2 separate regions of the Homo sapiens genome follow, and region 1 is linked to region 2. Evidence: chromatin contacts called from ENCODE Hi-C or POLR2A ChIA-PET data. All regions are on one chromosome and are shown on one strand. The core of a region is the stretch at or near the end of the contact, and the rest is flanking DNA. Distances in the headings are between cores, read along the strand shown.

What was found. Hi-C counts contacts between places; a loop is a spot of excess contacts on that map. ChIA-PET counts read pairs that join two places held with the same protein, here RNA polymerase II (POLR2A). Pooled maps may share reads with other maps.
Region 1: a map of heart left ventricle shows a loop between it and region 2 (4-fold over the local background). The contact joins two enhancer-like sites. A Hi-C loop is called at or near these places in 2 of 168 maps with a recorded cell type or tissue (endothelial cell of hepatic sinusoid and heart left ventricle) and 11 of 50 pooled maps. POLR2A ChIA-PET finds 5 or more read pairs at or near these places in 3 of 52 experiments (Panc1, RWPE1 and activated naive CD4-positive, alpha-beta T cell).

What each region holds. Positions count from the first base shown.
Region 1 is chr7:3,089,154-3,095,557 of GRCh38, reverse strand. LOC105375130 (a long non-coding RNA gene) reads left to right here. Exons shown (of 2, transcript XR_007060191.1): 2 at 1-1,432. Among named protein-coding and RNA genes, the nearest start is that of CARD11, 48 kb to the right of the region's middle. Within about 2 kb of position 2,962, at least 9 of the 41 ENCODE cell types and tissues checked have a DNase peak (open chromatin) inside an H3K27ac peak, as active enhancers do.
Region 2 is chr7:3,026,154-3,032,247 of GRCh38, reverse strand. All of the region lies in intron 1 of CARD11 (caspase recruitment domain family member 11), which reads left to right. Among named protein-coding and RNA genes, the nearest start is that of CARD11, 15 kb to the left of the region's middle. Within about 2 kb of position 4,092, at least 8 of the 41 ENCODE cell types and tissues checked have a DNase peak (open chromatin) inside an H3K27ac peak, as active enhancers do.

The DNA of each region.
Region 1 (6,404 bases), core at 1,713-4,212, 64 kb before region 2:
ACCTCCCACGCTCCTCCATGAACAGCTCTCTCCCTGCGTCCCAGCAACCAAAGACACTTGTTGATTTGGGAAAAACCCAGAGGAAGGATTCTGTCTGGATTTTCTGGTACCACTGACGCATTTTCACCCAGGCACATTCATCTGGTTCAAGACTGAATCTTTCCCTTTTTCATGAAACAGATTCTCCCCCTCTTTTAAGCCTCTGTGGGCTCCAGAATGAGTTGAACCGCTGTATCTTCTCATCACAGCGTTTCCCTCTTTGGACATGGGCTGAGACACACAGATTTCACGACTTCCTCTTTGGAGAAGGCATGAAAGGACCTGCAGCCACGGCCCCATACGTTTCAAGAGAGGCAAGGCTTTCACCCTCCGTGTCTTTCACAGCCATCCGCCCACAGCCTCTTAACTTCCTGACATTAAACAAAAACGAAACCGAGGTTTCCCTAATTGGGGATCATCATCAAGAATCTGTCATGGGGTCTCTTAGAAATTAATTCAACTCGATTGTTCTTCAGACCTCCGCTAAGGAGCCGGCGTGTTACTCTCGACACCAACTTGTCCCATCTTCATCCTATATTAGCTCCCTAACAGGGTTGCACGATCAGCTCCTAGGCTGCAAATTAGAAAAATGGGCGATGATTCCAGCAGCTACGCCTCGGCACTCTCACGCCGGATTACTGTGATGGTCTCCTTGCAAGGCTTCCGGATCTTTCTATGTGGGTTGAAATTGGTTCCAACTGTAACTTCCTGTTGATCTCCCACCCTGAATTCCCTCATTGATGCAACATTTTGTTAAAAAAGAACTTCACCGAATTACCCATTTCATGGAAATTGCAATAGGGTATTGACTTGTATAGTTAATGAAGCTTTCAAAAAAGCACTCCTGTAGCCATCATCTAAATGCCCCTCTGGCCACCAAAACTGTGCATGTAATTCACTGTAGTGAGGATTCCTGAGTCTCCCTAAGGGAGATCCAGTAGGATCAGTTCTGGGTGGGATCCGTCAGCAAACACAACCTATTGCCCGCCTCCTTCTGGTTTCCAGTCCCGGGGGGTAATTGATGTCTTAGTGCACACAGAGCCGGACCATGGAGCTAAGTAGATATGGGTTTCCAACTCATCCCGGCCACTTCCCAGGGGCATGTCCAGGGGCAAGTTAGTAACTCTCTTGAACCTCAGTTTCCTCATCTGCAGAGTGTGGATCATCACAAACCTACCTTCTGGGGTTGCTAGGGGATTAAAGGAGATAAGGAGCATAGCAGGGCTGGCCCTGTGCCTGCCTGGAGTGGGCACCAAGCTGACTTCGCTGGGGCTCTCCCGGCCCCACATACCTGCAATGGTTTTGCCTTTGGCTCGATGTCTGAAGCCTTTGCATTTCTGAAGGGAGTGATGTAAATCAAGCCATGCTTATGATTAAAAACATCCAACGTTCAGCTCAGTTGTTTGTCCTATTTTGGCAACATCCTATTCTTTTGTTGTTGCTGTTTTTGAGATAGGATCTTGCTCTGGGGCCCAGACTGGAGTGCAGTGGTACAATCATGGCTCACTGCAGCCTCAACCTCCTGGGCTCAAGTGATCCTCCTGCCTCAGCCTCCCGAGTAGCTGGGACTATAGGTGTTCACCACCATGCCTGGCTAGTTTTTTAATTTTAATAGAGATGAGGTCTCATTATGTTACCCAGACTGATTTCAAACACCCAGGCTCAAGTGATCCTCCCACCTCAGCCTTCCAAAGTGCTGCCATTACAGGTATGAGCCACCACACCTGGCCAACCTTCTCCTCTTATCTGTGGGAAACCTTGGGGCATTACTGAAGAAAAAATTGTGATGTCCAAATCCTGCACTGTACCCCAGTGCAAGGTGGTAGGTGTTGAAGTAGAAAATGATAAGACGTAAATCGTCAGCAAAAGCCAAAGAGAGAGGTAAAAAATGTATGAGCACTAAATGAATTGATTTTCATAAAATTAGCGTTATACTGTATAATAATGTTTCCCAATATAAAGTCTTTTTCATATTAATATTTATAACATTGTAAAGATTAAATCATACCTTTGTGATTATTTTAATTTTTTTTAACCTTATTCTGTTCCAAAGATAAAGCTTGGTTGTGTTTTTTGTGTGTGTGGGGGGGGGGTTTGGGTTTTTTTTGGCCTTTATCTTTAGAATGTTCTAGTGACATTCTGAATTCTTCCAACAGGGCGATATTGTTATTTTAATAATGGTTATGCACAACACATATAGGAATCTGTCATGGAGTTGGTGGGAATGAAAAGGCTACTTAGATACCCAGCTTGAAAAGCTTTCATGTTTTTATGTTTAATTTGCAACAATCTTCCTTCTTTGCACAGGAGGTGATACATTACTGAAATAGGAGATCAGGCCAGGTGCGGTGCCTCACGCCTATAATCCCCACACTTTGGGCAGCCAACGTGGGAGGATCACTTGAGCTTCAGAGTTTGAGACCAGCCTGAGCCACATAGCAAGACCCCCCTTTTCTACAAAAAAAAAAAAAAAAATTAAAAATTAGCCGAGCATGGTGGCATGCATCTGTGGTCTCAGCTACTCAGGAGGCTAAGGCAGGAGGATTGCTTGAGCCCGGGAGGTAGAGGCTGCAGTGAGCTATGATTGAACCACTGCACTCCAGCGTGGGCAACAGAGCAAGACCTTGCTCTAAAAAATTAAAAAAAAAAAAATAGGAAGGAAGAAAATAGGAAATCAACCAATGCAGCTCTCACCACCTCCTACATCCGGTTCTGGGGTTCTGGGTGGTGGGGCGCCTGCGTCCTGCTGTAGGGTCAGGACAAACAGGCATGGCTGCACAGCTGTGCTCCCCCTGGCTGGCTCCCGCAGGCTCCCAATGCCTTTGGGAGGTCAGCCTCTCAAGCTGAGTGCCCAGAAACTACACAAACCCCAACAGGCCGTGCAGGAAATGAGACCCACAGCCACGTCACCAGCCTCATTTTTGCAAGCTGATGGAGGTGGGGAAACCCTACCCTTCTTCCTTTAGCAGCAATAGCTTTTCTTTTTTTTTTTTTTATCATGCTTTTTTTTTCATACTTACCAATATTTTTAAGTTTGAGCTTCATTTCAAATTTTTGACCTGAGTAATGATGCCATGCACACAGTTTGCCCAATCTTTCCCCAGCTACCTCTTGGGTCCTATATTAGTATGCTGGGCCTGCCACGACAAAGTACCACAAACAGGGCAACTTAAACAACAGAAATGTATGGCCTCATGGGGCTGGAGGCCAGAGGTCCAAGATCAAGGTGTTGGTAGGGTTGGTTCCTTCTGGGGGCAGAGAACCTGCCCCAGGCCTCTCCCCAGCTCCCGGTGGTTCTCCACAATCTGCAGTGATCCTCGACTTGTAGACGCATCCCTCTGATCTCCACCTTCATCCTCACGTGTGCTCTCCTGTGTGTCTGTGTCCAAATTTCCCTTTTCATGAAGACACTAGTCATCTTGGTTTAGGGCCCACCCTAAGAACCTCATCTTGACTTGATTATCTGCAAAGACCCTGTTTCCAAATAAGATGGCATTTGCAGGCATTGGGGGTTAGGACATGATCTTTTGGAGGTTTAACATCGTTTGTGGGGACATGATTTAGCCCTGACAGGCGCCCTCCTTGCCTGGGTCTCTTCCGTCACCACCCAGTGCAGGCCGTGAGCTCGCTCCATCTGACTTAGAGAGCCCATCCCCTCCTCCACTCTGTACTGTCTCTGATCCCTTCTCCTGCCGGAGGGTGGAGGGGTGGGTGCCCCAGGAAGCAGACTCAGAGAGGGAGGAGACTGTGCAGGAGATCTGTCAAGGGGTTCTCTTAGGACTGGCATCCGGGGAAGGGAAAAGTACAGAATTAGGCAGGAAGGATATTGAGCTTTGAGGCAGCCTCCGTGAAGGCTTCAGACAACCCTGAAGGGAATCTGGAAATGGGGTGGGGAGACCCTCAGAGCTGAGTCTGGGCCTTTTTACCCCTCGTTGATCATGCATCAGCTGCTGGCTGTCCTGGAATGGAGTATGCCTCAGAGCCAGCACGTTCCCCACAGCCACTATCCCTGAAGGATGGGGAGCCGGGACTTTCTGCCAGCAGCCCTCCCACCACCCAGGGACTAGGCCTTCATTTCTGCAGGGCCATGTGGTGGGGGCAGTCCAGCCCCCTGCGAGCAGCCAGGGTGGCCTTTATTTTTATTTTTTTAAGATAGGGTTTCTCTCTTGTCGCCCAGGCTGGAGTGCAGGGGCAGGATTGTAGCTCACTGAAGCCTTGAACTCCCGGGTTCAAGCAATTCTCCCACCTCAGCCTCCTGAGTAGCTGGGACTACAGGTGTGTACCTTCACGCCTGGCTAATTATTTTTTGTAGAGCTGGGGTCTCACTGTTTTGCCCAGACTGTTCTCGAACTCATGGCCTCAAGTGATTCTCCTGACTCAGCTTCCCAAAGTGCTGGGATTACAGGCATGAGCCACCAGGCATGCCCCAGCTGGTCTTTCTAAAACACAAATTTGACCAAGTTACTCCCTTTACATCCTTCAGGGGTTCCCATTACTCTTAGGATAAAGACTAAAGTGTCTTAACTTGACCCTCCAAGCCTGGCCCTTGCCCCCTCCACATCTCTTCTTGCCCTGCGCCCCTCCCTTTCCACTCTGACCTCCTGCTTGCCATGAGCCCCCTGCCACAGGGCCTTTGCAAATGCTCATTCCCCAGCCTGGATGGCTTTTTTTTTTTTTTTTTTTTAAAAACCTAATTGACTCTCTCTCATCTTTTGGGCCACTTCCTCAGAGAAGCTCCCCTCCTTTTGAGCGAGTCCAACCCTCCTACTGTAGACTGTGAGAACACTGTGTAACTCTTCTTTGTAGAAATTTGTGGCTGGGTGTGGTGGCTTACATCTGTAATCCCCGTACTTTAGGAGGCTGAGGTGGGAGGATCCCTTGAGTCCAAGACCAGCCGGGACACAGGGAGACCCCTTCTCTACAGAAAACAATCTTTTAGTGGCACACACCTGTGGTCCCAGCTATTCAAAAGGCTGAAATGGGAGCATCACTTGGTCCAGGAGTTAGAAGCTGCAATAAGCTCTGATCAAGTCACTGTACTGCAGCCTGGGCAACTGAGTGAGACCCTGTCTCAAAAGATAAATACATTTGTGAGGTTTTGTTTTGTTTTTTGTTTTTTTTTTTTTTAAACAAGTTCTTGCTCTGTTTCCCAGGCTGAAGTGCAATGGCACCATCATAGTTCACTGCAGCCTCAACCTCTTGGGCTCAAGGGATCCTCCCACCCCAGACTCCTGAGACTCTGGGACTACAGGTCCACACCACTACGCCTGGATAATTTTTTTTTTTTTTAAGAGACAGGGTTTTGCCATGTTGCCCAGGCTGGTCTCAAACTCCTGAGCTCAAGTGATCCACCCACCTCAGCCTCCCAAAGCACTGGGATCGTAGGCGTGAGCCACAGCACCCGGCCTAAATTGATGATTTTTTACATTTGTTTATGCAATTATTTGGTTATTGTCTAGCTTCCCACTGAATCGTAAGTGCCATAAGAATAGGGCCATGTCTGATTTTTCTTCCCAGTTGTCCTTCAAGAGCCTTGCACAGGCCTGGCCCATAGTAGGTACCCTACGCATGAATGAAGGAACGAATGAATGCACTCATCAGTTAGTAACTCCCACGATGGAGCATTTCACGGGAAATCTGCAGTACATTCACATTCACTGTTTAAAAAAATAAAAAAGGAAAGAACTTGATATGTTCCTGTCCCCTGAAAGCTATAAGAGATTGGCTGTCCAGCAGGTTAACAAACAGCAGTGGGTCTTGAGAGACACGAGGGAGCCATTTGTCCCAGCAAGGATGGAATTTGCAGGTTGTGGGGATTTAGTAAATGTCCCCCTAGTGGACCGAGAAAGAATGCGCTGCCCCAAGCTGAGCCTGACCCGGCCACCTCCCTCCAGAGGGGTCTCCTGGTGGAGACGGGGAGTGGGTACCACTGCCGTCTGCCTGGAATGCAACCCAGAGATCTTTTCCAGCGGTTTGCGTTCCTGCCGGGCATTTCCCGGGCTAATATATTAAAAGCCAGAAGGTGGGAGGGCAGGGGTTACTTGCATGACAAATGACCCTCAGAGTACCATTCGTGTAGACCAATTGGAGCTGGCCATGATCCCGGTCAAGCTGCTAACGAGGTACCCTCTGGTGCCTCCCCACTTTCAGCAGAATCATTCCCTTCCCACCACATCCCATCATTCCTGCTTCCTGCTGGTCCCCAGACCCTTCGCTGACACTGTCGGCACCCCTCACCTGTCCCTGTGCATGGGCGCTGAGCTCCAGCGTGCGGTGTCTTCTGACATTTGCAGCCACCCTGCGAGGTAGGCTCTGTCACTCCAATTGTACAGATGGGTAAATTGAGGTCAAGTGACTTGCCCCAG
Region 2 (6,094 bases), core at 2,843-5,342:
GATTTTCCAAACTCTCTCTTCCATCCCATCCTGCCTGGGACTCGGACTTAAGATCCTTGGAACAGTCCTTCACTTCTCTGTTGGTAGTTTGTCCGCTTGCTGGGCACAGAAAAGAAAATTTGCTCAGGCTAGGTCATGAAGAATGTCATTCTCATGCGTCTTTTGATAGGGAAATCTTTTTTTTTTTTTTTTTTTTTTTTTGAGACACGTCTCACTCTCACCCAGGCTGGAATGCAGTAGCATGATCTCGGCTCACTGCAACTTCTGCCTCCTGGGCTCAAGCGATCCTCCTGCCTCCGCCTCCCCAAGTAGCTGAGACTATAGGCATGCACCACCATGCCCAGCTAATTTTGGTATTTTTTGTAGAGACAGGGTTTTTCCATGTCACCCAGGCTGGTCTCGAACTCCTGGATTCAAGTGATCTGCCCCCCTTGGCCTCCCAAAGTGCTGGTATTATAGGCATGAGCCATCTTGCCCCACCTTGATGGGGGAATTCTTTCTGCAGTAGATAGGGCACCGCACAGTGCACTGGAGAGGCCACTGGGCTCAGAAAGAGGGATTTGGTTTTCAGACACTGACCCATTGGATGGTCTGGGCCAAGTTCCCTTTCACCTCTGGGGCTCAGTTTCCTCGTAAGTCAAATGAGAAGACTGTACAGGACTTGGGGCAGTAAATGGGTTGCATCTAGCAAGCCAATTCCAATCAACTAGTAATGGCTTGCTGGAGCACCGCATTGAGGACCCAAGCTCAGTGATCAATCACTGACGTTTGCCCATGGGTGTGAATCTGAACGTGGAAGCTGGGCTGCCCCATCCGTCATCTGCACTTGCCCTGCATGACCCAGAGCCCTTCCAGCCTTGAAAATCCACGATATAAAGACACATGCCTGTGAATGTTCACTGCAGCACTATTCACAGTAGCAAAGACATGAAATCAACCTAAATGCCCATCAATGACAGATTGGATACAGAAAGTTGGTACATACACACCATGGAATACTATGCAGCTTTAAAAAAGAATGAGATCATGTCTTCTGCAGGAACATGGATACAGCTGGAGGCCATTATCCTAAGTGAATTAATGCAGGTATAGAAAACCAAATACCTCATGTTCTCACTTATAAGTGGGAGCTAAATGATGAGAGCACATGGACACAAAGACAGGAACAACACACAGTGGGGCCTCCCTGAGGGTGGAGGGTGGGAAGAGGAAGAGGATCTGAAAAAAAGTAACTATGGGGGCTGGGCACGGTGACTTACACCTGTAATGCCAGCACTTTGGGTGGCCAAGGCAGGCAGATCACTTGAGGTCAGGAGTTCAAGACCAGCCTGGCCAACATGGCAAAAACCCGTCTCTACTAAAAATACAAAAATTAGCCAGGTGTGGTTGCAGGCGCCTGTAATCCCAGCTACTCAGGAGGCTGAGGCAGGAGAATCACTTGAACCCGGGAGGTCGAGGTTGCAGTGAGCCGAGATTGTGCCACTGCACTCCAGCCTGGGTGACAGAGCAAGACTCCATCTCGGGAGAAAAAAAAAAAAAAGGAACTACTGGGTACTGGGCTTAGTATCTGGGTGATGAAATAATCTATACACCAAATCCCCATGACACTAGTTTACCTATATAGCAAACCTGCAGGTATACCCCAGAGCCTAAAATAAAAGCTAAAAAAAAAAAAATCCGTGATGACCTCGTGACCTTGAACAAATCGCTTCACTGTCCCAAGATTTTATTTCTTCATGAATAAGATGGAGATAAATAATTCCTGCCTTGCCACTACACAAAATTGCTCTCAAGACAATGTAAGTAGATGAAAAATGGTGCTGGAGGTTTTTATGCACCGTGGTATAAAGGGGAAGTTTTATTTTTTATTAATTGACCTCTCCAGTTGTGGATTCCTGTCGGTCACGCACTCCTCTGAACCATCTCACCGGTTGGGTTGAAAGCCCTTTCTTTCCCTGTTAATGGATTCAGTTTGCTGCCCCCCACTCTGGGAAGACAAGGTCATTTGGATTTCCCTGGTGCGGAGGAGAAAGGGGATTAATATGGGGGTTGGATGCGGGTGTGATCCTTCCGTGCTTAGAAGATCTCAGCATTCTTTTTTCTCTCTCTCTTTTTTTTTTAAAAACTCTAAGTTCTGGGATACATGTGCAGAGCATGCAGGTTTGTTACACAGGTATACATGCGCCATGGTGGTTTGCTGCACCCATCAACCTGTCATCTAGGTTTTAAGCCCCACATGCATTAGGTATTTGTCCTAATGCTCTCCCTCCCCTTGCCCCCCAACCCCCGACAGGGCCCACTGTGTAATATTCCCCTCCCTGTGTCCACAGATCTCAGCATTCTTCTTTTTTTTTTTTTTTTTTTGAGACGGAGTCTCGCTGTGTCTCCCAGGCTGGAGTGCAGTGGCGCCATCTCGCTCACTGCAAGCTCTGCCTCCTGGGTTCACTCCATTCTCCTGCCTCAGCCTCCCGAGTAGCTGGGACTACAGGCACCCGCCACCACGCCAGGCGAATTTTTTGTATTTTTTTTTTTTTAGTAGAGACGGAGTTTCACCGTGTTGGCCAGGATGGTCTAGATCTTCCGACCTCATGATCCGCCCACCTCCGCCCCCAAAGTGCTGGGATTACAGGCCTGAGCCACCGCGCCCAACCGGATCTCAGCATTCTTTTTTTTTTCTTTCTTTCTTTTTTTTTTTTTTTCACTCTAAGTTCTGGGGTACATTTGCAGGACGTGCAGGTTCGTTACATAGGTATACATGTGCCATGGTGGTTTGCTGCACCCATCAACCCGTCATCTAGGTTTTAAGCCCCGCATGCATTAGCTATTTGTCCTAATGCTCTCCCGCCCCTTCCCCCCAACCCCCGACAGGGCCGGGTGTGTGATGTTCCCCTCCCTGTGTCCACGGATCTCAGCATTCTTAACAGCCGCTGGGCAGGTGGCAGCCTGAAGGTTTTCTTCAGGGTCACTCAGCTAATCAGTGACCAGGGGGGTCTTGCATCATAGAACCCAGAGCTTCCAGTTCCCACCCACTGTTCCCACCACTTAAGGATGCTGCTGTACAATGGGTGGGGACAAAAATCTTCCCAAAGTAAATTTTTATCTCCTTTAAGGGTTCTTTCTTATTATCCAAATCTCTGGAGTTAAATTAATTCTCCAGTTGGGCAGCTAGAAGCAGTCGGTCTCCCTAGCATGCTGCCGAGCGCAGCCCTGGTTAATTTCTGGAGAGGGCACGTGCCCTGCAGCCTGTGGAAACCCAGCAGAGATATCCAGACATATCTATTTTCGTTATCTGATGAAAATGTCCCTGTCCCTAAATCTACAAGCCCTCTTTCTTTCACCTTGAATCTTGTGAATGCCTTGTGTTTTCTGCCCAAATCCCAAACAAAGCCTCTATCTGCAGCCTCCTGGATCTATTAACTTTTCCCAGAGACCCAGGGGAGCCATCTGTTCTTCTATTATTTGGTTTAAGTAAAGCTTTGGGGCATTTCTTCTTGCCAGTGGTATATTCCGAGCTGGATTCATTGCCCAGGCCCTTATTTATTAGCATGTGTGTTTTATTGCAATGCGTTTCATTTCCTTCTGTCTTTTAGTCTGGGCTTCATCCTGGAGCCCCCGTCATGAACGATGTTTGGTGCTGTATGAAACGAGATGCATTCAAAACCCTTTTAAGACATAAAGGGCTTTTTTTCTGGTTTGATTTTTTTTTCCTTCTTCTTCTTCTTTTTTTTTTTTTTTTTTTTAGTGGCAGATAAATAAAGGACCTGAGTTTCCTGTAGGACTGGAAACAGTGAATCAGATTTTTGTTTTGTTTAAAACCTGAAAATCTCAGGCAGGAGTCGAGAGTGTCTGGACAGAGCTGAACGCTGTGTTTAGGTGTTTGAGGTGTTAACCCGTTCCCGGCGAGCCATTCCATGGGAGAGGGGGTGGCCACCCACAGGGACTGATTTGAGAGGTGCCAGAAAGCTTGCTTGAGTCAAAAGGTGGCCCGGGGCAGACTGGGCACTTCCTCTGTTGACTTGCCTGTCCCAGAAGGACATTTTAGTGATTCAGCGTCTGCTGTGATTCACGGAACAGCCAGTGCCATGAGTGTGTGGTCTGCTCCCTACCGGCCATGTGACCTTGGGCAAACCATTGAACTGCTCAGCACTTTTCTTCCTATCTGTGACATGGGAGACAAGACCAGCACCCTTCTCCTGGGAAGTTAAATGAGACACTGGCCACTCATTAGCAGAGTGACTTACAGCATCATTTTCCAATTCTTTCTCTTTTTTTTTTTTTTTTTTTTTTTTTTGAGACAGGGTCTCGCTCTGTCTTCCAGGCTGGAGTGCAGTGATAGGATCATGGCTCACTACAGCCTCCACCTCCCAGGCTCAAGTGATCCTCCCAACACAGCCTCCTGAGTAGCTGGGACTACAGGCATGCACCACCATGCCCAGCTAATTTTTGGTTTTTGTTTTGTTTTGTAGAGACAGGGTTTTGCCATCTCTAATTCTAAAATTAAGTGTGAACGCTTTACAGAGCCCTTCGATCTCTCTGCTGGTCCCCATTCATTAACACCCATTACTGTCATGACCCACTTAACACATACGCAGAGCCTAACACGCACAGACACTCTGTGAGTTGCTAGGGATAAAAAGACAAAAAGACAGAGTCCCTGCCCCAGCAAGCCTGTTGTCCGGGGAGGAGACAGATATATAAACAGTCAGTTGCGAAGTAATGGAGTTGCTCTAATGGATGCTTGAAATGAAGACAGACCTTGGGGACAGGAACAGACAGGTCTGCCTGAAGGAGTCAGGAAAGACCTCCCAGAGCCGACAGAAGCTGAAATGAGACTGGGAAAATAAATAGGTTTTTGCCTGGCAGAGCAGCAGGCGAAGCGGCAGGCACAGAGCCGTGGTGGTGTGGTTAGTGTCAGCGCTGGAAAAAAGATGTGAGGACGTGGAAATGGGGCAGGGGAGGCCACAGGAGCCCTGGGGTGCTGTGCCAAGGAGGGCAGATGCTGTCCTGTGGGCAAGGGTGCGTCACCGGGGCGTTCTGAGCAGCGGCTACAAGCCAGGATGGATGCACGGGTTACAGAGATCACAGACAGCAGAGACGACAACAGATGGGTCCCTCAAGGCAAGAGGCAGGCCCTCATTTAATGGGCCACGGGCCAGGGATCGTTTTATTGTGATTTCAGATAAACTTTGTATTGAAGTAGCAAATGCACACCAGAGACCTGCACTCATCCTAAGTGTGTAACTCAGCGGATTTTCACAAAGTGAACACACCCAGGTCGCCCAGTGACACCCAGATCAAGAAACAGAACATGACCAGCTAAAAAATAATATTGTAATATAATAACATTTAATAGAATAAGAATTTTGTAGTGTAAGTATGTCCCAAATACTGCATAGGACATTCTTATGCTAAAAAAAAATAAAAATAAAAATCATTTGGGCTGGGCGCAATGGCTCACACCTGTAATCCCAGGGCTTTGGGAGGCCAAGGCGGGCAGATCACCTGAGGTTGGGTGTCTGAGACCAGCCTGGCCAACATGGTGAAACCCCGTCTCTACTGAAAATACAAAAATTAGCCAGGTGTGGTGGTGGGTGCTTGTAATCCCAGCTACTCAGGAGGCTGAGGCAGGAGAATCGCTTGAACCCGGGAGGCGGAGGTTGAAGTGAGCCGAGATCATGCCACTTGCACTCCAGCCTGACCTGGGCAACAGAGTGAGATTCCGTCTCAAAAAAAAAAAATCATTTGTTTTTAATTCAAAATTTAAATGTAATTGAATGTCCTCTATTTTATCTGGCAACCTTAGCTTAATCCATGTTGTTGCTTGCGGCGGTCGCTCATTCATTTTTTATTGCCAATAATTCATTTTTTATTGCCAATGAGTAGTATAACGTTTTATTTATACTACTGCTGATGGATATTTGAGTTGTTTCCAATTTTTGGCTGCATTGAATAATGCTGCTACAAGCGTTCTTTTTTGGTAGAATTGGGTGGTCTCACTTTGTTGCCCAGGCTGGTCTCGACTTCCTGGGCTCAGGTGATCCTCCTGCCTTGGACTCCCAAAGTGCTGAGATTAAAGGTATGAGCCACCATGCCC